Linked DNA regions of Homo sapiens: regions 1, 2, 3 and 5 are each linked to region 4. Evidence: read pairs that join two places in POLR2A ChIA-PET (ENCODE). Cell type or tissue: GM12878. All regions are shown on one strand. Region 1 overlaps MIR3659HG (MIR3659 host gene). Region 2 holds the start of LINC01685 (long intergenic non-protein coding RNA 1685). Region 3 overlaps MIR3659HG (MIR3659 host gene). Region 4 overlaps LOC105378654 (a long non-coding RNA gene). Region 5 overlaps MIR3659HG (MIR3659 host gene).

What was found. Peaks named below come from ENCODE experiments on the same cell type or tissue, not always from the same donor. Only the 100,000 strongest peaks of a DNase experiment are listed, where the experiment ranks them.
Region 1: POLR2A ChIA-PET joins it to region 4 with 8 read pairs; 2 of 35 experiments call an interaction of 5 or more read pairs at or near these places.
Region 2: POLR2A ChIA-PET joins it to region 4 with 6 read pairs; 1 of 35 experiments calls an interaction of 5 or more read pairs at or near these places.
Region 3: POLR2A ChIA-PET joins it to region 4 with 7 read pairs; 2 of 35 experiments call an interaction of 5 or more read pairs at or near these places.
Region 5: POLR2A ChIA-PET joins it to region 4 with 6 read pairs; 2 of 35 experiments call an interaction of 5 or more read pairs at or near these places.

The regions. Positions count from the first base shown.
Region 1 is chr1:38,059,173-38,064,172 of GRCh38, forward strand. The region is part of intron 1 of MIR3659HG (MIR3659 host gene); the gene reads left to right. Among named protein-coding and RNA genes, the nearest start is that of MIR3659HG, 15 kb to the left of the region's middle. RefSeq lists enhancers at 2,541-2,630, 2,861-2,920. In GM12878, a CTCF peak has its summit at 2,770; a DNase peak (open chromatin) is centred at 2,946; H3K27ac peaks cover 978 bases.
Region 2 is chr1:38,473,048-38,478,047 of GRCh38, forward strand. It overlaps LINC01685 (long intergenic non-protein coding RNA 1685), which reads left to right and starts at 2,149. Exons shown (of 3, transcript NR_146761.1): 1 at 2,149-2,777; 2 at 3,146-3,208; 3 at 3,340-3,437. All of the region lies in intron 2 of LOC105378657 (a long non-coding RNA gene), which reads right to left. RefSeq lists enhancers at 1,498-1,557, 1,588-1,697, 1,978-2,157. In GM12878, no CTCF peak of the experiment used is centred here; DNase peaks (open chromatin) are centred at 1,568, 1,884 and 2,424; H3K4me3 peaks cover 3,899 bases; H3K27ac peaks cover 4,010 bases.
Region 3 is chr1:38,066,803-38,071,802 of GRCh38, forward strand. The region is part of intron 1 of MIR3659HG (MIR3659 host gene); the gene reads left to right. Among named protein-coding and RNA genes, the nearest start is that of MIR3659, 20 kb to the right of the region's middle. RefSeq lists an enhancer at 4,535-5,000. In GM12878, no CTCF peak of the experiment used is centred here; no DNase peak of the experiment used is centred here.
Region 4 is chr1:38,170,667-38,175,666 of GRCh38, forward strand. The region is part of intron 2 of LOC105378654 (a long non-coding RNA gene); the gene reads left to right. Among named protein-coding and RNA genes, the nearest start is that of LINC02786, 32 kb to the left of the region's middle. RefSeq lists enhancers at 2,433-2,692, 2,973-3,022, 3,033-3,082, 3,133-3,182, 3,854-3,933. In GM12878, no CTCF peak of the experiment used is centred here; DNase peaks (open chromatin) are centred at 2,735, 3,305 and 3,875; H3K4me3 peaks cover 455 bases; H3K27ac peaks cover 2,053 bases.
Region 5 is chr1:38,050,353-38,055,352 of GRCh38, forward strand. All of the region lies in intron 1 of MIR3659HG (MIR3659 host gene), which reads left to right. Among named protein-coding and RNA genes, the nearest start is that of MIR3659HG, 5.7 kb to the left of the region's middle. RefSeq lists a silencer at 3,017-3,076. In GM12878, a CTCF peak has its summit at 664 (motif pointing right); DNase peaks (open chromatin) are centred at 2,869 and 3,493.

The DNA of each region.
Region 1 (5,000 bases), 110 kb before region 4:
TGAACACACTTCTGAGAGTTACCCCACTTGCTAGATGAGGAAGCCAGGTCATTTATCTACTGTCATGTCAGTCATTCTGGGGGTTGGGGTGAAGGTTAATTCTCTAGCACTCTGAGCCTGCCTTGGGAGGGCAGAGCAGGCTCCTGGAGACCAGAAGAAGCCCTCAGGCAAGGATGCAGCTGCAGGCAATTTGAAGTCAGGCTAGAGTACACTGAAATGGTAGGGCCTGGAGGAATGGGGGTGGAGCGCCAGCACTGTCTGCTACTCATGGAGAGCTTGTGGCATAGGAAGCACCCTATCGATGATAGTAATTATTGCTGATAATATTAATGGTAGTTTTACTAATGATTATTGTCATTGTGAGGGTTAAATTGGAGGATATTAATCATAGCTCACATATATTGGGTTCTTATAGGTGCCAGCAGTAAGCACTTCTAAGCACTTTACATGCTATCTCATTTCATACCTGTAGTAGCTAGTATGTAGGAGAATGCATGATGTGTGGCAGGCAGTCAGTAAATCGCTGTTTCTTCAAACTTGGAAGTTCTAGAACTTCAGGTGATGAATTTGGGACTGTTCAATGGACCCCTAGATGCTGAGGGTTCTTGTCCCAAACCTCCTGAGCTACAGGCAGCCTCCCTGGTGCCTTGAGATGCTGACTCAGCAGAGAAAGATGTAAATTCCTACCTTGGTTTGCATACAATTTACACATATTTATTTATGAGTGTCTTTGATTAATGTCAAAGTGCCTGTGTGATTTTTCTGCCAGGCTTCTGGGCCCTGCAAGGGCATGGCTGGCATCAATGTGGCTGCAGGCTCCGTGTGAGCATGTGGGGGTTCTCGGGTGGCCTGAAAGTGACAGCCATGGGTAGTGGCTGGCAGCCATAGGTAGTGGCTGGCAGCCATAGAGGGCGTGGTGAGCAGCCTGGAGCCTGTTATTCTAGCGTGATTTGGGCAGCTGGTGTGAGTCGGGGATGTCTGTTAGCATGTGGCAGGGTCCAGCCAAGGGACTGGGGGCAGGTCAGGGCTCCAGGCACTGGGGTGAGTGACTGTGGGCCCACAGTTGGCCATGGTCTTGGAGGAGCCTGGGTGGCGGCCACATTTTCTGGGTGGGAACTCAGACCCAGGGAGCCAGGACAAGCTCAGGTTCTAGGACTCATGGTGGTGGGAAAGGCTTCCAAACAAGGCAGAGCTCAGAGGCTGTCTCTGCAGAGTGCCTGCCCCCCGGGGCTGCCCAGGGCAGGAATCCTCTGCTTAGAAGCTCTGAGAAAGGGAGTGCTCTCTGCAATCAAGGCCTGGGACAGGAATTGAGAAAATCTGCCAATCAGCAAGAATTTTCTGTGTGCTGGCAGTGCCCAGCCCTGTGTCTGGAACTGTGGAGAAGATCAGTCCTAGCCTGTAAACTTTGGCAGGAGAACTGGTGAGATAAGGAGGGAAGGGCAGACCCCGACCTTGGTGGAGGCTCTGTGCTTGGCACCATGCGGTACTTACACCCATTATCTCCTTTAATCCTCACAAGAGCCCAGACAGGCAGTTAATGTCATGTCTCCTCATTACAGGGGAGAAGCAGGGATCAGAGAGCTGTAGTAACTTGCCCAAGGTCACACAGCAAGTAAGTGGAGGAGTCTAGATTTGAACCCAGCTCTGTTTCATTCCAGAGCCCAAGCACTTGACCAGTTTATTCTGCCTCAGCTAGGTGTAAAATAAGGATAAAACCAAGATCATTTAGTTTTTGTGAGTTAAATGGGCTCAAGTGTGTGGACAGCTTAGCATGGTGGCTGGCACACAGTAAGTGCTCAGTAAAAGTGTTTTTTTCTTAAGTGGTACAGCAAGGATTCTTAAATCCTGGTTCATTGCACCCTCGTGTTTGCATGGTACTGTGGTTTTTGCCAAGGCCAATTGGGAGGGCAGACGGTTGGGAACAGAGCATGACCTCTGCTGTGAGTTGAGTGAGCCCTTGTCATGCAGGGACACTGACAGCCATCAGCAGATGGGTGGGACCACCTGCCAGGCCAGATCCTCTGTTGGCTCAAGGCCCAGCCCTGGATAGGGTAGGGACACTGAGGCTGTCTAGTCAGGATGGCCTGGATATACGTGTGTGTGTGTATGTGTGTGTGTGTGTGTGTTTATGGACTTGGTGAGGGTCCTGGACTAGAGAAGGAGAGACAACTTTGGGAAGTGGGGAGCTCTCCCAGCAGGCAATGGTCAGAGCCCTTTCTTATTTCCAGCTGCAGAGATCTAAATCAGGTGAGAGCCTGAACCATGTGAAAATGTGTGGGAAATCACTCCTGGCAGAGGGAACAGCAAGTGCAAAGGCCCTGCGGTGGGAATGAACTTAATGTGTACATCCACTTTCCACAGTAGCTGTAGAGACAATATTGACTCCAATTCTCCAGTATTTGATGTAGAGGAGCTAAGTGGGGGCAGGATTCATTTATTCCTTCAACAAACATTTAGTGCCTGCTTTGTGCCAGGCACTATCCTAGATGCCAGTGGCTAACACTTATTTGGTGCTCACTGCTTCTAAGCACTTTATGTATATTATCTCATTTAGTCTTCACAGCACCACATTGAGTTGGGGAAGTCTGGGGAGACAGCTGGTCCTCCTCTGTTTCCTCTACCTTCTTCCCATCTCCCAGCCACCTCAGGTACCCAGTATGTGCCACCCAGGAAGACCAGGATCTCCACAGTGGGTGAGGTGGGGCAGTTCTGAGAACATGACTGCTGCAGGGTCTTTCCCGTCCTGACTGGGCCCTGCCTAAGCGCAGGCTGTTAGCCTCCTGGGAGCCACCCAGTGACAGGCTAGAAAGGGTGCTCTCCAGTCAGGCCTGCCTCAGAACATCCCCTCCCAGGGGGCTTCCAGTTGTACCTTCTCTGTTCCTTCTCTACCACTCAGCTCCTGGCCTCCCTCCAACCCATTTGTGTAGCTTAAGCCCTGTTTTTGGACTCTGCCTAGGGAGCCACGTTCCAGTTCAGGGCTGAGACTGCTGGCAGGGAGAAAAGAAAAACTTCCATTTTCTGATGGGGCAGTCCCCGAACACTCCCTGTGGTTTCACTAACTCTGCTGGAGGCAGCAGGGCGGTTCACACTGTGCCCGGCTGACTCTGTCCTTTCCTTACGATGATCAGCTCACAGGGCCTCAGCCAGGGCAGACTTTTCAGTTCCTAACTGCCCACCTGTGCCTGTGCACCCAGCTTGTGCCCATGACCTGGGCTCCTCACCCTCTTCCGGAGGAAAAGGGGCAGAAAAGATTAAATAGAAAATTGCTCAAAATTCAGAGGCCGTGGAACAGATCTGACAGTTCCAATAGACTTTGGTGAATAAATAAACCTGGAAAAAGGGGGTTTTCTGGGTGGGGTGAAGGAAAAGGAAGGTCTTGTATGATGGGCTACGCTAACCTGGAAACCATGGCTCCATCTGTCATTCCATTCATCCGTCTATCCATCTATCCAACCATCCATAATCCATCCTGCCTGCCTGCCTGCCTGCCTGCCTGCCTTCCTTCCTTCCTTCCTTCCTTCCTTCCTTCCTTCCTTCCTTCCTTCCTTCTCTCCATCCATCCATCCATCCACCCACCCACCCACCCACTGACTGCTTGCCTGATGCAGCCACCAGCTCAGTTATGCTTGTGGAGTAAGTGTGCTGGGAGCTCGTCAGTGTTTATGCTTTTATGACCCCTCTGTTTGTGCATTTCCTCTCCTCACCAGGTTTGTAGAGAGCTCCTTGTGAAGTGAAGTCCCTCCATCTCTGTAGAGCCAAGAGGAGGGGCTCTGTGTTGGCTGTGGGGTTGGCAGCAGCTGCCTGGCTTGGGCACCCTGGTTAGTGGGGAATCTTGCATGCTGCTGCCACTCCTGCTGCACCAGGCCTATGACCTTCAGTCCCAGCTGTGGAGTGTGCCAATGTGGTCGCCAGGTGAGCAGGGCCAGGGCTTTGCACTGCTCCAGGGGCAGGGCCTTGTTGCCTGGCAGCCTGCCCATGATGCTGAGGGGCTGCTGGCCTCCAGCCAGCACCAAGCTTTTAGAGTGATACAGTTGTATTGCTGCAGAACCTCTCCACACTACTATAGTAAACAAACAGTCTGGGGCCAGGCATGGTGGTTCATGCCTATAATCCCAGCACTTTGTGAGGCTGAGGCAGGTGGATCACCTGAGGTCAGGAGTTCGAGACCAGCCTGACCAACATGGTGAAACCCCATTGCTACTAAAAATACAAAAAATTAGCTGGGCGTGGTGGCACATGCCTGTAATCCCAGCTAATTGAGAGGCTGAGGCAGGAGAATCACTTGAACAGAGGTTACACTGAGTGGAGATTGCACCATTGCACTCCAGCCTGGGCAACAAGAACGAAACAAAAAAAAAAAAAAAAAAAAAAAGTCTGGGACTCTGGGCCTGCCTGGGAACCAGGAAGGATTGGGGTAGTTGCCATCTCTGTTCTTGGAGGGGTGGGTGGGTGGGCGAGCTTTGAACCCAGCAGCTGCTGTGGGCCTGAGAGTTGAGGCCAGTCCTCCCGACCCCAGCCAGACCTGGCTTGGACAGCAGATGTGGGGCAGCACACAGACTAGGCGGTGAGCTGTGTTGGCTGGAAGTGAAACTGCAGAGGGCCCAAAGGCAAAAGACCCAAATCAGACGGAGATAGAGATGCAGATAGAGCAGAGGGATATGGAGATTGAGGGGGTGAGGGGGGAGTGGGGGAGAGAGAGAGAGAGTCTCAGAAAGGCAAGACAGAGTCAGTGAGAGAGGGAAGATTCAAAGGACTGAGAAGAGAAGGATCAGGGGAGGGGAGTCCAGGGCAAGGGAAGAAAGCCGGTGTGGTGGGCTCAGGGAAGCAGGTCTTTCAAAGGCAGGGGATGCAGAGAGTAATGATAGCTTAATAAAAGCCCCCTCCTGTGTGGACAGCACCCTACAGCGAACAAACTTTCCCACTTGCCAAAACTCATTCAGGCCTCCTGATAGCCGGGCTGAGATGGGGTTGGAGATCTCCACGCTGCAGGATGGGGCGGG
Region 2 (5,000 bases), 300 kb after region 4:
GTTACTATCCAGAATATATAACTAAACCACAACCAAAAACCCAACCTGATTAAAAAATGGGCAAAGGATTTGACTAAACATTTCTCTAAAGAAGATACACAAATGGTCAATAAGCACATGAAAGGATGCTCAACATCACTAATCATTAGAGAGATGCAAATCAAAACCACACTAAGATACCACCTCACACACATTAGAATAGTGACTGTCAAAAAATTCCAGAAAATAACAAGTGCTGGTGAGGATGTGGAGAGAATTTGCCCTGTTGGTGGAAATGTAAAATGATGAAGCTGCTATAGAAAACAATATACTGGTTCCTCAGAAAATTTAACAGGAATTATCATGTGATCAGTAATTCTACTTCTGGGTATATACACAAAAGAATTGAAAGCAGGGTCTTGCACATATATCTGTACATCCATATTCACAGCAGCATGATTCTCGGTAGCCAAAAAGTGGAAGCAACTCAAGTGTCCATTGACAGATGAATGCATAAGCAACATGTGGTATATATACATACAATGGAACATGAGTTAGTCTTAAAAAGGAAGGCGATTCTGATACATGCTACAACATGGATGAACCTTGAGGGCATTCGCCAAGTGAAATAAGGCAGTCACAAAAGGAAAAATACTGTATAATTCCTCATATTCCACTTATATGAGGCATCTCGAGTCGTCAAATTTATAGACAGAAAATGAATGGTAGTTGCCAGGAGCTGAGGATAGGGAGAAATGGGAAGGTGTTTAATGGATACAGTTTCAGTTTTGCAAGATGAAAGGAGTTCTAAGGTAGTGGTGACGTTTGCACGACATTGTGAACATAATACCACTAAACTGTATATTTAAAATGGTTAAGATGATAAATTTTGTTGTGTGTATTTTATCCCAATCTAAAAAAGTATCAGTTCCTTCTCTATTAATTTCTATGATGAAACCTCTCAGAGCCCGGAATGGCCCCTTGCATCTAGCATGCATCAATAAATGCGTAAGCGGACGGATGACCAGATCCAGAGTTGGAAGTTACCTTTGGTGAAACCCTCTACCCAGCCTGAATCCTTCCAGGTTGTAGGACACTCACTACCTCTCAAAGCATGTCATTTCTTCTTCATTAGAAAATTCTTCTTCATGCCACCTTTAAGCTGAAATATGACTTCCCTGTAATATTTCCCCTTCCTCGGTGATCATAGCTCTGCCTTCCAGGCCCAGAAAGAACAGGTCAAATTTCTACCTCATCTGACCACCTTCATGCAATAAAAGACAGAGCTCTGTGCACTTGGAGAGTTAAAGCCTCACCCCAAATGCATCTTCCCGGCAGAGAGACAGTCCTTTTGCAGTTAAATCACACTGAAAATCCTCAAGAGGAATATCTGTTTCTGGTTCATTCCAGAGATGCACTAAATGGCAAGAACATGGAGGCAACACATGGACCCGATGGAGTCTCCTTGTGGGAGGGGACTCCCATCTTTGAAGAACAAGAACTATTTATCTAGGAATAGAGAAATCTCTGAGTGAGACACCACCTGTCTTGAAGATGATTCTATGGCAGAGGAAGCCTTGTTTTGGGTCTAAGTCCATAGTATATACGTTACAGCAAAGCAGATTTCAACTCAATTATTTAAAAAAGACTGTAGAACTGCAAGTGCATAAAAACTCATAGAATAGTAGTAACTGTAGGAATCATTACTATTAGGCCCCAGCTTGAACTTCATTGCCCCTTTGAATTCAGGAAATAAATAAGCACATGTACACATACGCACACCCCATATGTCACACCAGGCATTGTGGCGCCATCCATGACTGACACTAAACATTCTAGAAGTATTTCTGTTTTCATGCAGATACACACAGCACAGCTAGTTTCAAAATTAAACCACAATGAAAACTGTCACTACTGACAAGGAACTATGCAAAGACCTTCGGTCTCAGGCCCTTGCTCACTCAGGAGTACCTTGAGACCTGTTTCTTCCTGTTCAGCTGCAGTCACGGTTCTAACCTGGTTCTTCTCACGGCTGGTATCCTCTGACCTTTTATGTCTTGGCAATGACTTCCATGCATTTTGGCAGTGACTGCCTGAATCTCTGATTCAACCCTGATCGCAGCCTCTCGGGCTTTCTCGCTCCTTTAATTCTTTCCGCGGATGGCCACGGCTTTTGCCGCCTGTACCCTTCCTGGAGCAACCCGTGCTTTTGAAAAATGACCATGCCGAAGGGGAACTAACACTCCCAGCCTGGTGCGGGTCTTGTCAATCTGATTTTTAAATGATGGAGGAGGAGGTTTGAGGACAAAGCTCATGGTGGCATTACCACTATCAGGGACGCTGCAAAGATCAAGTGAAAAGGGGAAAAGGCTCTTCTCAATGTGAGCACATTCACAGGCTCTGAGAACAGAGAGGTATTTAAAGTGAACTGGAACAAACCTGCAACATCCGGTGCGTTCTGCCTTCAAAAATAGCTGCCAGTTAGAAAGGGTTATTTACATATTGATTTCATGCTAACTTTGTAATGGAATGTGCTGCCTGCCTGCCTGCCTGAGACCTAACAACTGTCATCATAATTTTTTCTAAAAATACAGTCAGAGAAAAACACTCATTGAACCCTCCACTGGAAAGTAGCTGCAAAAGACCCCCTGATCCCAAACCTGCTTGACAGACCACAGCCAAGGGCAGGGACACTCAACAACTGTAAACGAGGAACATTTCACAGCGGCAGCTGGCCCCTCTCTTCTTCCAACCAGCCAATATTTTTTGTCTTTCTAGAAAACCTGTCTTGTTCAAAGGTAAGAGTGCTGGGGAGTGGGGGGATGCCTCCCTGGAGCAGAGCAGCCTTTGTAGAAACTCCAGCTGGCCTCTCTTCAGAAATAATGGATGGAAAAGGGGCCCGAGTGGCCCACCAGCACCAGCGCTCCACCCTGGGCGCATTTCTGCCACGGTTTCTCCTGGCATCTCTCTACCAAGGATCCCCACTTCTCGCCCCTCCTAATAGCCAGCTTCTAGTGATTCTCACTTGGACTTTTTCCGAACCCATCCCCAACTCACCCCACCCCCACCCCCAGGTTTGTCTCTGTGGATCCCACAGAGCTGAGCCCAGGCAGTTCTGTCGTCGTTCCCCAGTGCAATATTAGCAATTTAAATGCCTCTTTGCCAGGCCTGATGGAGCTGATTCGGTTGTGATCCTGGGCATATGGATGGCATATTTGCTGCGAGCTAGGTGAGACGCGTCCCAGAAGGACCGCTGCCAGCCCCCGCAGCCGCCTTCTCCTGCTCCCGGGAGGCTGGGGCTGGCCGCGGAGCAGCGAAACCGGCCGGATCCAGGGTAACTGCGGCCCACTTTGTTTTCAGCCGGCCCCCGCTGCTGCGGACAAATCTTTCATTCATGAACAGGAGCTTGTTAGGCCAACTCCGGACTCTAAAGCCACTTAATTAAATTGTGGAAAGTCGCTTGGTCCCGGTGGGAAATTTGCACACAAAGACCCGGGGTCCGCGCCCCCCCCACCCAGGAGCGCCGCCACAAAACCGGGCCTGGCCTCCCCCCGGCCCGCGCCCCTGCCCCTCCGCTCCCCGCGCCCTCTCCACCGCCGCAGCCGCAGCGAAAGCGGCGCCCCCTCATTAGAGGGCGTTTGTTAGGGAATGTTTTCCCAGCGATTCACTGACGGGCCTTTCATTCCTCCCTCCGCAATCAAGGGCGGCAAGTGCAGCCTGAGAGCCCTCCACGGCCTGATTGCTGAAAGAATTTCCAAAAGGAAAGAGTGTAAACAGGTACATTGAAAAAGCCTCTTTTCAACAATTATGTAAACATTCCAAACACTATTTGAAAACTTTCACAGTGGAACTGTCAAGTCGGAGCATTCTTGTTTAATTGCGCGGGCACAATGGTGGCTCTGGGGCTACCCCAGCCTCCCCCAGACCCCGCAGAGCTTAGCGGGACGTGGGAGGCCCTCAGATAAAGAAGTCACAGCGAGACAAGTGAGCTTTACTCTCCGGCCCACGGCATCTTTCCGTGTGTGTCCTTGTTCCCTTGGCCTCCAGAAGAACACCCTGGAAACAGGGAGGCGCCTTCTTTCTCCTGACTGGATTTCTCCAGGACCTGGGCCCCTGCTCTGCACAGAGGGTCGCTTGGTAATCAGGATGCAACTAGATGGAAACTTCTGTGTCATTTAAGGGTTTTCTCCAAAGCACCAAATGACCATTCTGAGATACCAGGCAAAATTGTTGGCAACGTTTTCCCTCCCCTTTAGAATGTTTCTCGCTGGCCTCTCCGGCCTCTCCTTTTCTGACTCTAGTTTGCTACTGGGCAAAAGTTTCCTCCTTTTCCATGCAGCTCAGAGTCTCCTGATTCACTAACTCAACTACCAGTGACCCTGATTACATTACTAGAAGTTGGAAGAGTTTAGGCCACACATGCAAACCGCTTAATCTCGTATTTCATGGAAACACCGAGGTACTCAGATCACTTTTATACATATTTTTCTCTGAATCTGTTTAGCCCGTCTCCAGTCATTAGCCTGGTCCAGGTCTGGCCAGCCTGTAACCACCAAGGCTTGCAGGTTGCATCTGAATAGGAACCGTGGTTGTGACAAGTGGGATGTGATTTGTTTTCGTTTTTGTTTTTTTAAAACTCTATTTTCTTAAAAGCTGGGGAGGGGGCAGTCCAAATGTTCAACAGGAAGGGACTGGCATATCAACACAATGAAGTCTTACAAATGTGGAATATGAAGGCCATGTAGAGATATGGAAAATATTTATGCAACAACATACAAAATGAAGCCACAAAATCATATTTCCACTGTACTGGCAAATGCAAGAAAACATGTCTGTATGTGGCAAAGGGCTAGAAAGGACATACCAGAATGAAAATACTTGTTCTGGGGAATGGGGGTACCAGCACGTTTTACTTCCCAAGCATATATCTTTAATGTTATCACATTGTGTTATCAAGGCAAGGTCTGGGAATGCTGGAAAGCACCCGTGTACATACAGGGTTGCACTTAAAAGGCCACCCC
Region 3 (5,000 bases), 100 kb before region 4:
ATCACAACTCTTTATTATTATTACTTTTCTTTCTTCCTTTTTTTTTTTGAGACAGAGTCTCACTCTGTCACCCAGACTGGAGTGCAGTGGCGCAATCTCAGCTCACTGCAACCTCCACCTCCCAGGTTCAAACAATTCTCGTGTCTCAGCCACCAAAGTAGCTGGGATTACAGGCGCACGCCACCATACCTGGCTAATTTTTTGTATTTTTAGTAGAGACGGGGTTTTACCATGTTGGTCAGCTGGTCTCCAACTCTTGACATCAGGTGATCTGCCCGCCTCAGTCTCCCAAAGTGCCGGAATTACAGGCGTAAGCCACTGCTCCTGGCTACTTTTCTTATTTTTAAGAGATGGAGGTCTCACTGTGTGGCCCAGGCTGTCATGCAGTGGCTATTCACAGGCGGGAGTATAGCACCCTATAGCCCTGAACTCCTGGGCTCAAGTGATCGATCCTCCTGCCTCAGCCGTCTAAGTACCTGGTACCACAGGCGTGCACCGCCATGCCCATCTGCTCACAACCCTTTACGAGCTCCTGTGACACAAGATAAAAGCCAATTACTTACCATGGCCTTCCAGACCCTTTGAAGGTGATTCACCCTCTTGCTTCCTTACAGATCTTCCCTCCTGCCATGTGTGGCTAGCACGTGCTCCTATGTTCTAGCCACACCGTAACTCCTTAAACTTGCTAAGCTTATTTCCACCCCAGGGCCTTTGCTTGCTGTTCCCTTTGCAGGGAGTGATTTGCCATCTCTCCATATGTTCACTCTCTCACTTGATTCTGATTTCTGCTAAGATGTCCCTTCCTCAGGGAGGACTTTTCTGTCCATCATAGCCAAAACAAATGCCTCTGTGCTCTCTAATCCCTCGGGCAGAACATTAGCTCTTATGTAACATTACATACATGGCCTAGGGTTTTTCATCCTGTAGTCATGAAAATCCCGTTGGCACTTGGGAAGCTCTTAGAGATACCTAGCTCAATCCTCTCTTTTTATGGAGGGGGAGATCGAGGTCCAGGGAAGGAAGAAACTTGCCCAAGTTCATAGGTATAGAAATAATAATAGCCAGCTGCCATTTATTGAACATCTGCTCTATGCTAGGGGTTTCACATCCATTCTTTTGTTTATTCCCATTATTTTCTTAGTAGTCTCTGATTTTGCAGTTGAAGAAGCTGAGGCTCAGAGAGGTTAGGTGATTTGTCTGAAGTCACATAGCAGGAGGGCATAGACTGGGATTCAGACCCAGATCTGTTTGACACCAAAGATTGGGTTGTTCCTCTGGCCTCTGTGGGTTCCCACATTCCAGGACCCAGGTCCTGTGTCTCAGGCCAGAAGATTTTCTATATTGGCTGGAGCTTCTGTGGGATGCAGGCAGTGGATGAGAAGGGAAACGACAGCAAATAGAGGAAGCACAAGTCTCTGGCCTCAGTGTTGGGTGCACACAAAGCAAATGGGAGAAGGAGGAGAGGGGCTCCCTTCCCCTGCCCCAAGGCCCAGCCAGGCAGGCCCCCAGCAGCCTGGCTGTCTCCCTCCCTTGCGGGCTGGAGCTGCCTCTCCGCCTCTGCCCGCCTGATCGGGGCAGAGCTCGGCTTCATGTATTATTAATAGCACTGCCAGCCTTCCTGTTTTCACGCTGATAACCTGCAGGGGAGGGCTGGTGGGAGGGAGGGAGCAAGGTGGCAAACCCTGGAGCTTCTAGGGTCCCTCCCCCCTCAGTAGAGCAGCTCTGCGGGGGTTGGCCCCAAGTCTCTAAAGTTGGTTTCTAGAGCCTCCCCCATCCAAGCCCACGGGAAGGGACCAGGGCCTCCTAAAGGGAAATCACATGGGAGGTTGGAACGTGGGGTCTGGGAAGGGCCCTGTTACTCAATCCATCTAGGACACCAATGGCTCAAGTCACCTTGGCCCTCCCCAGAGGCAGAAGTGCCCATGTCTAGGGCACATGGGGCTCAGAGCTGAGGATTCAGGGGTGTGTGTGTGTGTGCATGTATGCACGTGTGAATGTATGTGCGTGTGTGTGTGTGTGTGTGTGTATTTGAGAGAGAAAGAGAGAGAGAGAGAGCATGAGAGAGTGAGTGCTTGGCTCCCAAGGTCCGCTGTGATAAGAGATCTCTGAGGTCCAGCCACACATAGACTTCAGGCCATATCTGAGCTGGCCTCTGCCTGCCCCCGCTCCCACGCCTAATCTTTTTCCTTTCTAGTGCCCAACCTGGAGGCCAAAGGCAGGTTACAGATGGAGCCACCATGTCCGGGACTCTGATGGGTGGGGTGGGTAGGGGCCCGCCCCTTCGATCTGGCCCATAGGCTGGAGGTGGCTGTAGGGGATAGCAGGTGCCAGCTGTGCATCTCTTTCCAACTTCTTGTTCAGTGATGTCACATTGGTTGTTTGAAATTGGTCATGGTGGGAGGATTTACATTACAAAAATCAGCAAATGCTACAAATCAGGGTTCTGCACCCCTAGAGCCAGTTGTTAGACATTTAGTAGCACAGCTCTTGGACCAGTATGGAAGGCTCTGCTGCATCTCATCTAGAACATGCCTATACCTTTTTTTTTTTTTTTTTTTTTTTTTGAGACAAGGTCTGGCTCTGTCACCCAGCGGGGAGAAGTGCAGTGGTGCGATCTTGGCTCACTGCAACCTCTGCCTCCTGGGCTCAATCGATCCTCCCACCTCAGCCTCCTGAGAGGCTAGGACTACAGGTGTGCACCACCACACCCAGCTAATTTTTGTATTTTTTGTAGAGATGGGGTTTCGCCATGTTGCCCAGGCTGGTCTTGAACTCCTGGGCTCAAGTGATCCACCCACCTTGGGCTCCCAAAGCACTGGGATTATAGGCATGAGCCACTGTGCTCTGCCACGCCCATACCTTTTCTATCTTTTACCTCTTCCCAGACTGCTCCTGTGAAGTCTTTCCTCTTCGCTCTTGCCTGTTATTTTTCAATAATGTAATAAGAGGAGTCATGATATTGGCTAACATTTCTTACGTGCTTGTTAATTATTTTCTGGGTCTGTTGGAAGAGCTTTACAAGATTCACTTCATCTTCACTGTCATCTAGTGAGTATTATTTCCAGTTTACAGATGAGGTAACTGAGGCACAGAGAGGTTAAGGAACACTTGAGGTCACACAGCTGGTAAATGGCAGAGCTGGGACCCAGCTGGGACCCCTATCTGGCTCCATGGCTGCTGCTGACAGATACTATGTCATCCCTGCCTCCCTGCAAGGGCTGCATGTGGGTGCCTCCTACAAGTCTCTGTGACTGTCCTGGCACTTGGGCCTCTCTGACTTCCTTTGCTGTCTCCCCGGAGCTATGCACTTGGAATTGTCCTTACTGGGCCCAGGTCTCTCCTGCCCCCCCAGACTGGGAGCTGCTTGAGCTCAGTATCTGGGTGTGATTCTTCTGGTGCCTTCAGTACCTGGCCCAGGAATGAGTGCAGAGAGTACTTGCTGAATGAGCCGCTAGTGGGGGTAACCATGTGGCACAGCACCTGGCACCTGGCACACATGCCTGTGCACAATGCCCAGTAAGGGGCAGCTGTGCTTATCAGAGCCTGGGCTCCATCTTCCAGCACATTTTGATGAGTGCCTTTCATATGCCAGTCCCTGTTCCAGGAGCTGGGGTTTATCGTGGTAAATAAAACCGACAGAAACTTTGTCCTCTTGGACAAAGCTTATGTTCTGGTAGGGGAGACATCTAATAAACAAGATAAAGAATGAAAAGGTAAAGCATTTAGGGATATGTGCTCAGGGGAAAAATAAAGCAGGGAAGAGGCTAGAAAGTGTCCAGGGAGATTTTGATGGGTTGGTCAGGAGCCTGTCGGACTTCACTGAGAAGGTGCCAGTTAAGGAAGTGAGGGAGTGAGCTATACTGTTTACTGGGGGAAGAACATTCTAGGCCGAGTGAAGTTCCTGGGGCAGGAACTTGCTGGACATGTTTGAGCAACATCAAGGGGGTCAGTGTGGTTGGGGTGGGCAGAACAGAGGAGAAAATCGGTCAAGGAGTTATTGGAGTCAAGAGAGGCAAGTGAGGGAAAGAAGGGGCTAGTGGCAGTGGTGGTGTAGGGTGGGCATGGGGAGGGTTATGAGAAGCAACAGCTTTTCCTTCTGCCCTATGAGGAGCAGGAGAGGGACAGCTTCGAGAGGAGGGAGACTGTTTTCTGTAGCCGAAAACAGTCTTGCAGCTCTTGACTGGGTCTTTGGCCTCTTGTAGACCCAGGTGCAATGCAGAATTGCCTCCATTTCCCCTCTAGACTCCTACCAGCTGCTCCCCTGTCCTGGCCACAAGAAAGTCCTGCCCTAAGGGCACTGCTGGTCTGGAATGGCATCTTCCTTGTCCTCAGGTTTCTGCTGCCCTCTCTGCCTGCCCCTCACACCTTAGGGAATACTGACTCCATGGTCAGGCTCCTGAAGTGCTAACTGTGGACTGGCCAGTCTTGGAGCTCCTGTTTTCCAGCCCCTTCCCTCCATGTTCCTGAGGTCCAGCCTCCAGGCACAACCTGCCCCAAGAACAATGCAGGAGAGACCCAGGGCCTGGAGCGGCTGGCCGTGTAGGGACAAGGTGGCAAAAAAGGAAAGAGATTGGGAAGATTGTGGGTTCAGTGGGCACAGGGGGGCTGGGCAGAGGTCTCCTACCCAGCAGGAGTCTAGGACTGTGGATCAGAGGTGGTGCCAGGGCAGGTGATGTCTGGGCTGGGAGCGTGTGGACTGGATTTATTTGTCCAATGCCACACCCCACCCCAGAGCTCTAAGTGCTCAGCATCATAAATAAAACTCACCTAATAAATCTCCCCTGTAAATTTTCTGCGTAGAATTTCATTACTTGTCTTGTTTCCAGTCATTAGGTTTTAGTCCAATTCGGAGTTGTCCCGATGGCTGTGTAAATCATGCCTGCACCCTGGAGAGCGTGAACTGCAGGGAGAAATCACGCCTGGGCCTGCAGGGGTGACAGCTCAAGCCTGAACAGCTGGACCCTGTGGGGAGTCGGCTGCTTGCACTGAGCTCCTCCTAT
Region 4 (5,000 bases):
TTTATAGACATAGTCTTCTGGTTTGCATATGGGCTCAAACTGTAATGCAGTAGAAATAAGCCACTCACTGCCCTGGCCCTGGGCCACCAATGAAGAGACTATCAGCCCCTGATGGATGGCTCGGAGGCCCAGACAGAGTTTGGGTTTCTGATGCCCACTTCTCCCCACCCCCTCCAAAATGGCTGCTTTGGGCAAGGCAGAAAACCACAGAGCCATCCTGGGACTGAGAATGCCTTTTCACCTCATGCAACATAATTGTCATTCTTAAGGAGACAAGCCTTCCACCTGGCCTTATTGGAGGGCAGTTATAACCAGTAGAAATGCTAATAGAAATAGGACCCCGAGGGAAAGAGAAATAGCTAGAAGTACAAAAGTTTAAGGGTATGGCTTAAGAAAATAGAGACTTGCCTCCAACTTACCCCAAGTGGGCCTGACTGTGATGGTATGGATTTCTAGAGATATTATTTTGCTATAATTAGTGTTGAAGAGGTGTCCAGGCAGCACGGCCCCTCATAGGGGTGGCCACTGGCCTGGCCACCATGATCCTGTGTGATTAAGATCTACGAGGAAGGGTAGAAGAAGCCAGAACTGTCTATCCTAGAAAAGAGAACACTCAGAGAGACTGGTGATGCTTGCCTAAGACTAAGAGGTTAAGGAGATAGCCATCTCTTGTTTACCAATGAGCTATGCCTTCCTTTGATCAGAATAGTATTCATTGCTCAGAACACCCCCTCTCCCCTTGAAGTTTCTGGGAATTCCCATGTGTATTTGGTGAGCGTGGTGGGGATTTGTTATTTAGCTTCCTGTACTCTCCCCTGTGACATGCACACACCAACATCCATTCACCCTTGCATGGAAATGGCTCTAGATTCCACAAGTAGAGTCTATAGTCCAGGCCTCCCCAATCAGATCATCTCTTCTCCTTGATTGCAAATTTGTTCATGGTGAATCCCAGGACTTTGGGAGGAGCTACCAGAAAACAGTGTGGTTCTCTTTCATATACTTGAACCTGAGAGCATGTAGTGGCTGAAGCTCCTGAAGCCACCTTGATAATTAGGTTGTGCTTGAGAAAAAAACCAACATAAAATAGATGAATTGAGAGATATCTTGCAAGAGACACATACTATTTCTTCTGTACCTACAATCCTCCCACCCCCACTCCATACAGTACTAAGGAGCACATGACCTTTTTTCTTGATCACAAATGGTTTTACTAGGGGTGAGCGCCTAGCTCCACTTGACCAATCAGACTTATTCTTTTAGCATTTGGAACATAGACACAGGGACTAAATCAGTAAGATGGTATTGGGCACTAGAATGGAATAGTCATGTAGAGTTGGGGCCAAAGTAGATGCTCCAACTTATCCACCTGCTCCTGGGACACACTCCCCTTCACATGCAAGTCAGAGTTATGGGGGAATGCAGAGAAACAGACATAATAAATATATGAATAATGTTTTGGTTGTCTCTTGCTGTATAACAGACCAGCCCAAAACTTAGTGGCTTATAACAACAATTTATTATTATCTCTCATGTTCTGTGGGTTGACTAGAATTGGCTAGGTCCTTCTCATTTGTGGTCACTCATACTGTTACAATCAGACTATGGCTGGGGCTGGTGTCATCTGCAAGCCCAGCTGGGATGGATGCCAATCATAGCAATTGACACTGTCTATAGTCAGGGAACTCTGCTAGGGCTGTTTCCAGAGTAGCTACAAATGGCCTCTCCACGTGGCTTGGGCTTCTTACCGCATGGTAGTTGGGTTCTAAGTAGAAGTGTCCTAACAGCAAGTGTCTGAAGAGAAGGGGAGCAAAAATGGCCAGTCTTCTTAAGGGCTAGGCCTGGAACTGGCATAATATCAATTCTACCCTGTTCTGTTTGTCCAAGCAGTCATAGACTACCCTAGACTTAAGGGGTGGGAAACATAGACTCCACCTCTCGGTGGGGAAAATGGCAGTGTTACAGGCAGGGAAGGAATTGATGGTGGCCATCTTGGACCTCAGCTAGCACAAATAATAATGATTTCTAAGGGTAACTGGTGAAGCTTGTTAACAATTGTGCAAGGCACTTTATATACACCATTTCCTTTAAGGTGCTTTATATACACCATTTCCTTTAATCCTTAGAACAATTTTATTATTACACATTTTACAGTTGAGGACTTTAAAGCATGGAGAGGATGAAATAAAATATGGAGGATATTGTAGTGTCAAGGAGCAGAATTAGGCTGGGCGCGGTGGCTCACGCCTGTGATCCCAGCACTCTGGGAGGCCGAGGCAGGCGATCACTTGAGGTCAGGAGTTCGAGACCAGCCTGGTCAACATGGTGAAACCCTGTCTCTACTAAAAATAAATTAAAAATAGCCAGGCATGGTGGCAGGCACCTGTAGTCACAGCTACTCAGGAGGCTGAGGCATGAGAATCACTTGAACCTGGGAGGCAGAGGTTGCAGTGGGTCGAGCTTATGCCACTGCACTCTAGCCTGGGCGACAGAGTGAGACTGTCTCAGAAAAAAAAAAAAAAGAAGAAGCAGAACTGACTAAACTAAAAAAGGTTTAGTAAGATGAGAAGAAACTCAGTGATGGAAAACCCCTAGAAATTGCCCAATCCAACCCCTTCATTACACAAGGAAACCCATACCTAGAGAAGGGAAGAGGCTTTTCAGTACCACCGAAAAAGGTTTAAATGATATGCCCACTTATTTTCTCACTTAAGAGGGATATGAGAAGATGGGGCAAATCCAGGAAAGCTGTAGCTGGTGGTTCAAGTCTCATCAAGTTTCTTGTCAGCTTTTCACTTTACTACCCTCAGAATGTGAGTGATCTCGTCTTGGTCAGCCAACTGTAGCAGGTGATCTCAGAGCTACTCACGGATGATTGGAGCAGGGGGATACACCTCACCAATCTGGACCGATCACATGGAAACAACCTCATGTGGCCACATCTAAAGCTGGAAGGGAAGGATAAGCTTCTCCATGTGTCTCCTTCTTCCACTAAGCTCCATACAGACTTTTCCTTCTACGTCATTGCCCAGAACTGGGATACACCAATCATTGACAAAGGAGAATAGGATTATCAAGGCTGATTTAGACGAGTCATGATGCTCCCTTGGGCTGGTCTCTTTATAGCCTGATATCTGAGCAAACTCTGCATTCTGTTAGCAAGGAAGAAGGACGAGGTATAGCTATTGTATAGGTAGCCAACATTTTCTGCCACATGCAGCTTTAAGAGGTAAAGAGAATGGCGTCTGTTCCTGAGGTTTCAATTCCACTTCTGGGCTCCTGTGGGCTAGATGTGCTGTTTCCTGTCCTTGAGCATCTGTGAAATTGCCTGTGATATCCTGACAATTAATTATCATTTACTTAAGCTAACTTGAGTGGGTTTCTGTTCCTTGCAACCAAATATGTTGTGCCTAAGAAAACCACTGAGACACTTCGTGACGCTTTTGTTTCATAATTTTCTTGAATAGGTTTTTCTAGAGTGTTTCGTAATTGACTAAAGTGCTCGTGCCTGTGTGGCACTGGACTTGCATTCAGGAGACCTGAGACCCAGTCTTGGGTTGGCATGCTTGCTACCATTACTTCTAGAAACCATGGTGAGCATTGCTGGTTAACTACAGCATTCCTTCCCACTGAACCCAAATATGGCCCTAGAATTCTTAATACAATGCTCAAAGCCAGCCAACTGGTCAGAGTTGGTATATGAGATGAAATCCATTTTCCATTTGCAGCTCTAAGCTTGGTGGTACCAAAAAGCCTCTTCCCTTTACTAGGTATGGGTTTCTCTGTGTAATGAAGGGGTTAGATTGGGTGCCTTCTAGGGGTTTTCCATCACTGAATTTCTTCTCATCTTACTACCCAAGTTCCATTTACCAGGCTTGACATAGCCCATGGTTTCTGATCACACCACAGGGAGCTCAGAAAGTGAAATGGCATGATCCTGGGTGTAGGTAGTAGATGTAGACTGGTCACGTTCCAGTGATTAGGGATGCTTCATCTCTTCATAGGATTCTGGAGGAGCTCTGGTCTTCATGTGGTGACTCTGGAGCTCCCATTCCCTAGTGTCACTGAGAGGGGAACACATAGGCAGCTGGATTCTGTCGCTTTATGAAAATCCTATGGGCAGTGTAGAGCTGTGGTTAAGATCACAGCCTTGGGCTGAGAAAGGCCGAGGTTCAAGGCCTGTCTCTGTTTCTTCCTGTGTGTATGACTTTAAGATGGTTATCCAGCCACTCTAGGCCTCAGTTTCCTCATCTGCAAAGTGAAAATAACACTACCTCTATTGTAGTAAAGACAAAATAAGATTATGTGTGCAAAGTCATCAGTCAAATGCCTGGTACACAGGAAGTATTAAACACACGGTAGCTATTATTGTTATGCCATTTGGGGACATTTTTCATGTCATTGGGATGGTGCCACCCCTTTCCCGATATAGAGTCCAAGAAGGTCGCTTGGCCTGAGTCTGGGGCAGGCAAGAGGGAGGGAGGACAGGCAGTCTCTCCCAAGATGCTTGGGGCAGCCCATGACCTGCAATTCTGGTCCCACACTGAGCCGATTCCACTGTGACCCATATTTTATGCAATGCTGGCAGATGGGGCTCATTTGGAGGACAGTGGCTGGGAGCTGGGGTCAGCGAGGGGACTGCAAATATTGTCCCATGAGGCAGAGCCGAGGCAGCTTAGCCTGGAGATGCATGCGGGGCCTGTTTTCTTCCTCACACACTGAAAGGCTGTTATGGGCAGAGAGCGGATGCTGGCGGTAGCCCCAGAGAGGAGGGAGGGAAGCGCAGAAGGTGCCCTGTGATGGTGCCGCCTCTGCCGCTCACAGCCTGCCCAGTGGGGCTCTGAGCCCCTCCATCCCCTTCTCACTTCACACTGGTGGCTCTCATGGGGTGCTTTCTAAACACACCAGTTCCTGAACACCAGGAAAACACTGCTAGTTCAGTAGATCACAGTGGTAGTGGTGTGTGTGTGTATGGGGGGACACAATCCCCATCTCCTTCC
Region 5 (5,000 bases), 120 kb before region 4:
TGCACCATTAGGCTGAATATTGATAGTCACACAAAGCAACACCCAGTGGTAAATACAGGCATGTGTCTAAATGGGGAGATACACAGAACCCACACATAGGCTGAAATAGGCTGAAGTAGGCACTGCTTTGCTGACACAGAGATACATGAAACCTAACAGGCTCTTGGGGCCACAAACATGGAGACTCTCAGCTGGTGTGCCGAGTCACACACATAGGCATACCATCATACTCACACACAAGAGCACGTGGAGCCAGCCATGCACACCCTCTCACCCAGATGCACAAAGAGGCTTACCCCACACATCACAGAGACACACAGACATATCTACCCACACCCTGTAAGAAATAACAGATCCGCTCAGGGGATCAGAAAGCAGAGGAAAGGGCTGTGTCCAACCCAGAGTTTGGTCCACATGGTTTGGTTGCAGCGCTAGGCCCAAGGCTTTTCTTTTCATATTTTTTCCCACTCTCCTTTTCTGTGGAGTGCAGCTCCCAGCCAGGCCGCCGCCAGTTTCAGAGTCTCCCGGGCCTCCCTCCCCAGTGGGGCCTCTGCCCAGCCCGCCCCCAGGCAGGAGCTGCTTGGGCTTTCCCAGAGCACAGCAGCCTCCTCCAGGCTCTGGAGTGTGACCGAGCGCCTACTCATTTGACACAGGTCACCGAGCCTCCAGCAGATGGGGCCCTCGCTGTGGGGGGTCTCTGAGCCGGGGGCTGTGGGGGGCTGGGAGTAGGAGGGAGGCTCTGCAGGGATGGACAGGCTACACAAGCTCCAGCTCCTTATACTCTTTCTGCAAAGCCCCGGGTTACAGACGTGGGACCTAGAATACAACTATACTCACGAGTCAGTCGTCATCAGCACCCTGGCGGCCACATACACAGGGCAGTATTCCAGACACACATCCCAGGTGTCAGGGGGCCTAACAATGGCACGCCGAGCACAGCTTTGGGAAGGAGAAAGAGGAAGAGCCTTGCTCAGCGTCTCCTGGAGGCAGCTGGGTCTGGCTGCTTTCCCCCTTTGGTCTCTGAGCCCCCGAGCTCTCTTCTGTGAGTTGGTCAGTTGGTTAGGAGTCCAGGATGGGTTGAGAGCAGATGCAGTTTCAGACCTCAGGCCTTTTCAGTGCTGGGGGAAGACAGGCTCCAGGATGCTCCACCTGGATTCCTCACAAGTCAGGAATGCTAAGAGATGAAGAGGAGAGATGGGGCCCATGGGAAGTGCTGCCGGACAGGCTGTGTATCTTAGGATGCCTCCCGCATGCATGGACTTTGAGTCTTTGAGGCTGGCTGGACCGGGGCAGCACTCGCGGGCCACTTCCTTTCCCTCCTGGCAGTCTCCTTATGCCCTGGATCTTGCCTTTTCAGAGTGGCCTGGCTTGGCAGTAAAGGGTCCTGGGTTCCATCTTGGCCCTGACTCAGGCCTCATTTTGGGCCAGTGTCAGCCTCCTAACCCTCTGTATCCTCATCTGAAAGTTGGGCAATATGGTCTCTGTTGGCTGCTTGAGAAGATGGGGGTGAGATCACTGCTTGAAGAAAACTTGGAAAGGGAAAGTGTGGCTTGATTTCCCTCCCTGGCCGGCCATCTGGGGTGGGTAAGAGGCTGTGTGAGCAGGCGTGGAACCTGCCTGCTCCCCTAACCAGTTCTTGCTAAAGAGTGTCAGGAGGGACCACGCCCACTGGGGCTTGCTGCCCGCGCATTCTGAGCTGCAATGTGGTTTTGACTGGAAGAGTCTGGCAGGGTCCTAGCTGTCATAAATTCCCAGTCTTAGGAGGGTGCCAGGGTCATCTTATTGATCCACTGCCTTGGCGAGGGTGGGTGCCATCTAGACAGATTTGTAGTGCTTGCCACCATCCTAAAGCTCTCCCCGCATAGGATGAGCTCACCCTTCTGAGCCCTCAAAGCCCCTACGTCTCTCCCTCTAAGCTCAGCCCCTTCAGGTGTCCAGTTCTTCTGTCCTTCCTGTAATCTTTAGAGCCCAAGGCAGAAGAGAGGAGTAGTAGTAGGGCCGTCGCTGCCTTTGGCAGAAGAGAAAGGAGCGATCTAACTTATTTAATCTCAGGTCTTGGTGAAGGGAAGGAGGGACAGAAGGTGAAATATCTCTTTGGGAAGAATCTTTCCTTGTATTTTTGTTTTCCTGCCTCAGCCCCTAGGCTGTGGGTGTGGGTAGGGGTCCTCCCAGAGTGTCAGTAGAATATTCAAATTAGGGGTGGTCAATTGCTCTTGAAATTTACTTTCATTTTTAGCAGAATGTCAGCCTTTGAGCTGGTGTTAATGCCCACAATCCGGTTATGCAGAACACGCTCTCTGCAAATCGGTAAATCATTAGTGGGGATTAATCAACTCTGAAAGGCTGGGGCTAGGCTTTAGTTTCTTTCTTTCTTTCTTTCTTTTTTTTAAAACATACTTTTTATCCGGATGGCTGCAAAATTCACCATCACAGGATAGGGTGGGAGCAGGGGATGATAATTTAAGTCCTTGTCACCATCATTAGAAAAGTGAGATACCTTTCTGGGCCTTGGGTTGACTTTGTAGTCCAATTGAAGGGTGGGAGTAGGCAGTTTGGGTGGGGTGGGAGGAAGGGAGGGCAGTTCCCTTGTGATTATATGTGTTATGATGTTTATAATAGTGTGTAGGTGGCTTGGTGTGCTTGTATATATGGTGACTTTATGTTAGCATGCTTGCATGAATTCATACGTTTCTACTTTAGAGATGCCCATTTATGTGCTTGTGTTAGGGTGCTTTTGCTTGGTTTGTATTAGTGTCAGACACTTGGTTTGTAATTGTGTCAGACAGTACTTCCGTTTGAGAGTGTTTTGGGATACTGTTTTATTGTGTGTGTGAGTACTTCCCCTCTGGTGGGAGACCACATCTCACCCTCCTCAGCCTCAGGGTAGCTCCCTAGGGGAGGAAGGTAGAACAGGAGGGCAGTCCCAACCAGCACCTGCTGGGGGGGTGTGGCTCAAGGTTGATTTGCATATTCATGAGCTAGCTGCCTGGTGGCTTGGGGAGCTCTCCTCTTGAAGAGACTCAGTCTGAGCCCAAGTGGGAGACCTCTTAGGGCAGATAGGGAGGTCAGGCTCTCACTGTTAACACCTCTTACTCCCCAGTCTCAGGTATAGTGGCTGCCTCCACCCCATGGCTCAGGAACCTCCAAAACCCGCAGTTCCTGAAACCTGACCTCTGCATAGCCACAGTACACATAATTCTAGCTTCCAATAGGGATAAGAGTGATGTGGCCGCTCCTATCAGGAAGCTGTCAGTTCCTGGACGCTCCTGTGGGGGATCTTGGGGAAGGAAGCTTATTCTTCCAGCCAGGATCAAGCTGATAAATGGGACCATCTCCCCATTCTCTGTTCACACTGGATCAGCCTCCTTATTCCTCTCCTTCTCCCTAGCTTAATGCAGCCCAGCTTTGGAGTAGTAATTACCTTCACATGACCCAGTAATCATATTCCCTGGGTGTTGAGCAGAGCATGTGTGTACGGGGATGAGGTCACAGGACTTTCCCTTCCCCTCTAGTCACAGAGTGTGAGGTTTGAGGTGGGATTTAATGGGCCTGGTCCTTACATCAACCCACATTTTCCTCTAACCACCCCCACCTCCCTCTCCCAATATAGGGTCAGCTTGGCTAGCCTGGGCATCACCGTTTGCTACTCCCCAGATGGCACAGGTGCCCTGTACTCCTGTACATGTGCCTCGTTCATCATCCCACTGTATGTCTCCCCACGCCTCCAATGTAGTAGTCTAGCTTGTAGTCAGGGGGAAGAATGGAATGATACAACTACTTGGCTTTTGCAAGGTGGGAAGGTCTGGGGAGAGTTGTCTGGGCTCATTGCTGACCTTTCTCAGCTTTCTTGGGGGGTAGCAGGTGGAGGGTGGAAGTGGTGAAGGAGGATTTAGGAATTATATTTTCCCAGGGACCTCTCAGCATCTTTATATATCTCTCGTGGCAGACATCTGTCTGAGCTTAGGGTAGCATCTGCCTAGGCTAGGGACAACATCTGTTTGAGGCTGGGACACCTGGCTGAGCCCAGCACATTATCTGGCCCTGGGACAGCTTCTGTCTGAGCTCAGGACATGTGTTTGAACCTGGCACAACATCTGTCTGGGCCTGGTACATCATCTTCCTGGCCTGGGGGCAATGTCTGTTTGAGCCCTGGATGTGTGTTTAACTTGGGGACGTCTGCTGGGCCTGGAACAATACCTGTCTGAGCCTGGGGATGGACTTGTCATTGCAGATAAAATCACCCCTGAGCCTCAACTTTGGTTTGTGGCTGAACACAGAGTGTGTGCAGGGCTCATGTCCCTGTTCTCCTTTCTACCGAGGAACGGGATCTTAGGTGGAATGCCTCAGTTTACCTTCAATTGTAGGTCCATTGGCCTGGTTGCTCTGGGTACCTCGAGCACTGGACAAAGCCTACAACCCCAGTGGCTCTGGGAAACCAAAGTCAAAAGAACGCATGAGGGGATCGATAGGTTATAAAATCCAGTGACCGGTCTAGGATGATTCTCCCTTTCTCCAATCCCTCATCTAGGTACTTGAGTCAGGTCACAGTGTTCCCACTAAGACACAATTTGGACATGTCACTTTGCACTTGGCTCCTGAGAACCCTTCTATTTATTTATTTATTTATTTATTTATTTATTTATTTATTTATTTTTTGAGACAGAGTCTCACGCTGTTGCCCAGGCTGGAGTGCAGTGGTGCAATCTTGGCTCACTGCAACCTCCGCCTCCCGGGTTCAAGCTATTCTCCTGCCTCAGCCTCCCGGGTAGCTGGGACTACAGGCACCCACCACCACACCTGGCTAATTTTCCTGAGAACACTTCTATTGCTCCCTGTTATGTACATCATCAGGCCCAAAGTCCCTGGTAATCCTGTCTCTGCTGACCCTCTGAATCCAGCAACACTGAGCTCTGTTCCTGCAAACACACGGGGCCCTCCGAGACCCCTTATCTCCACACACATGGTTCCCTCTCCTGGGAATGTCCACCATCTCTGCTTTA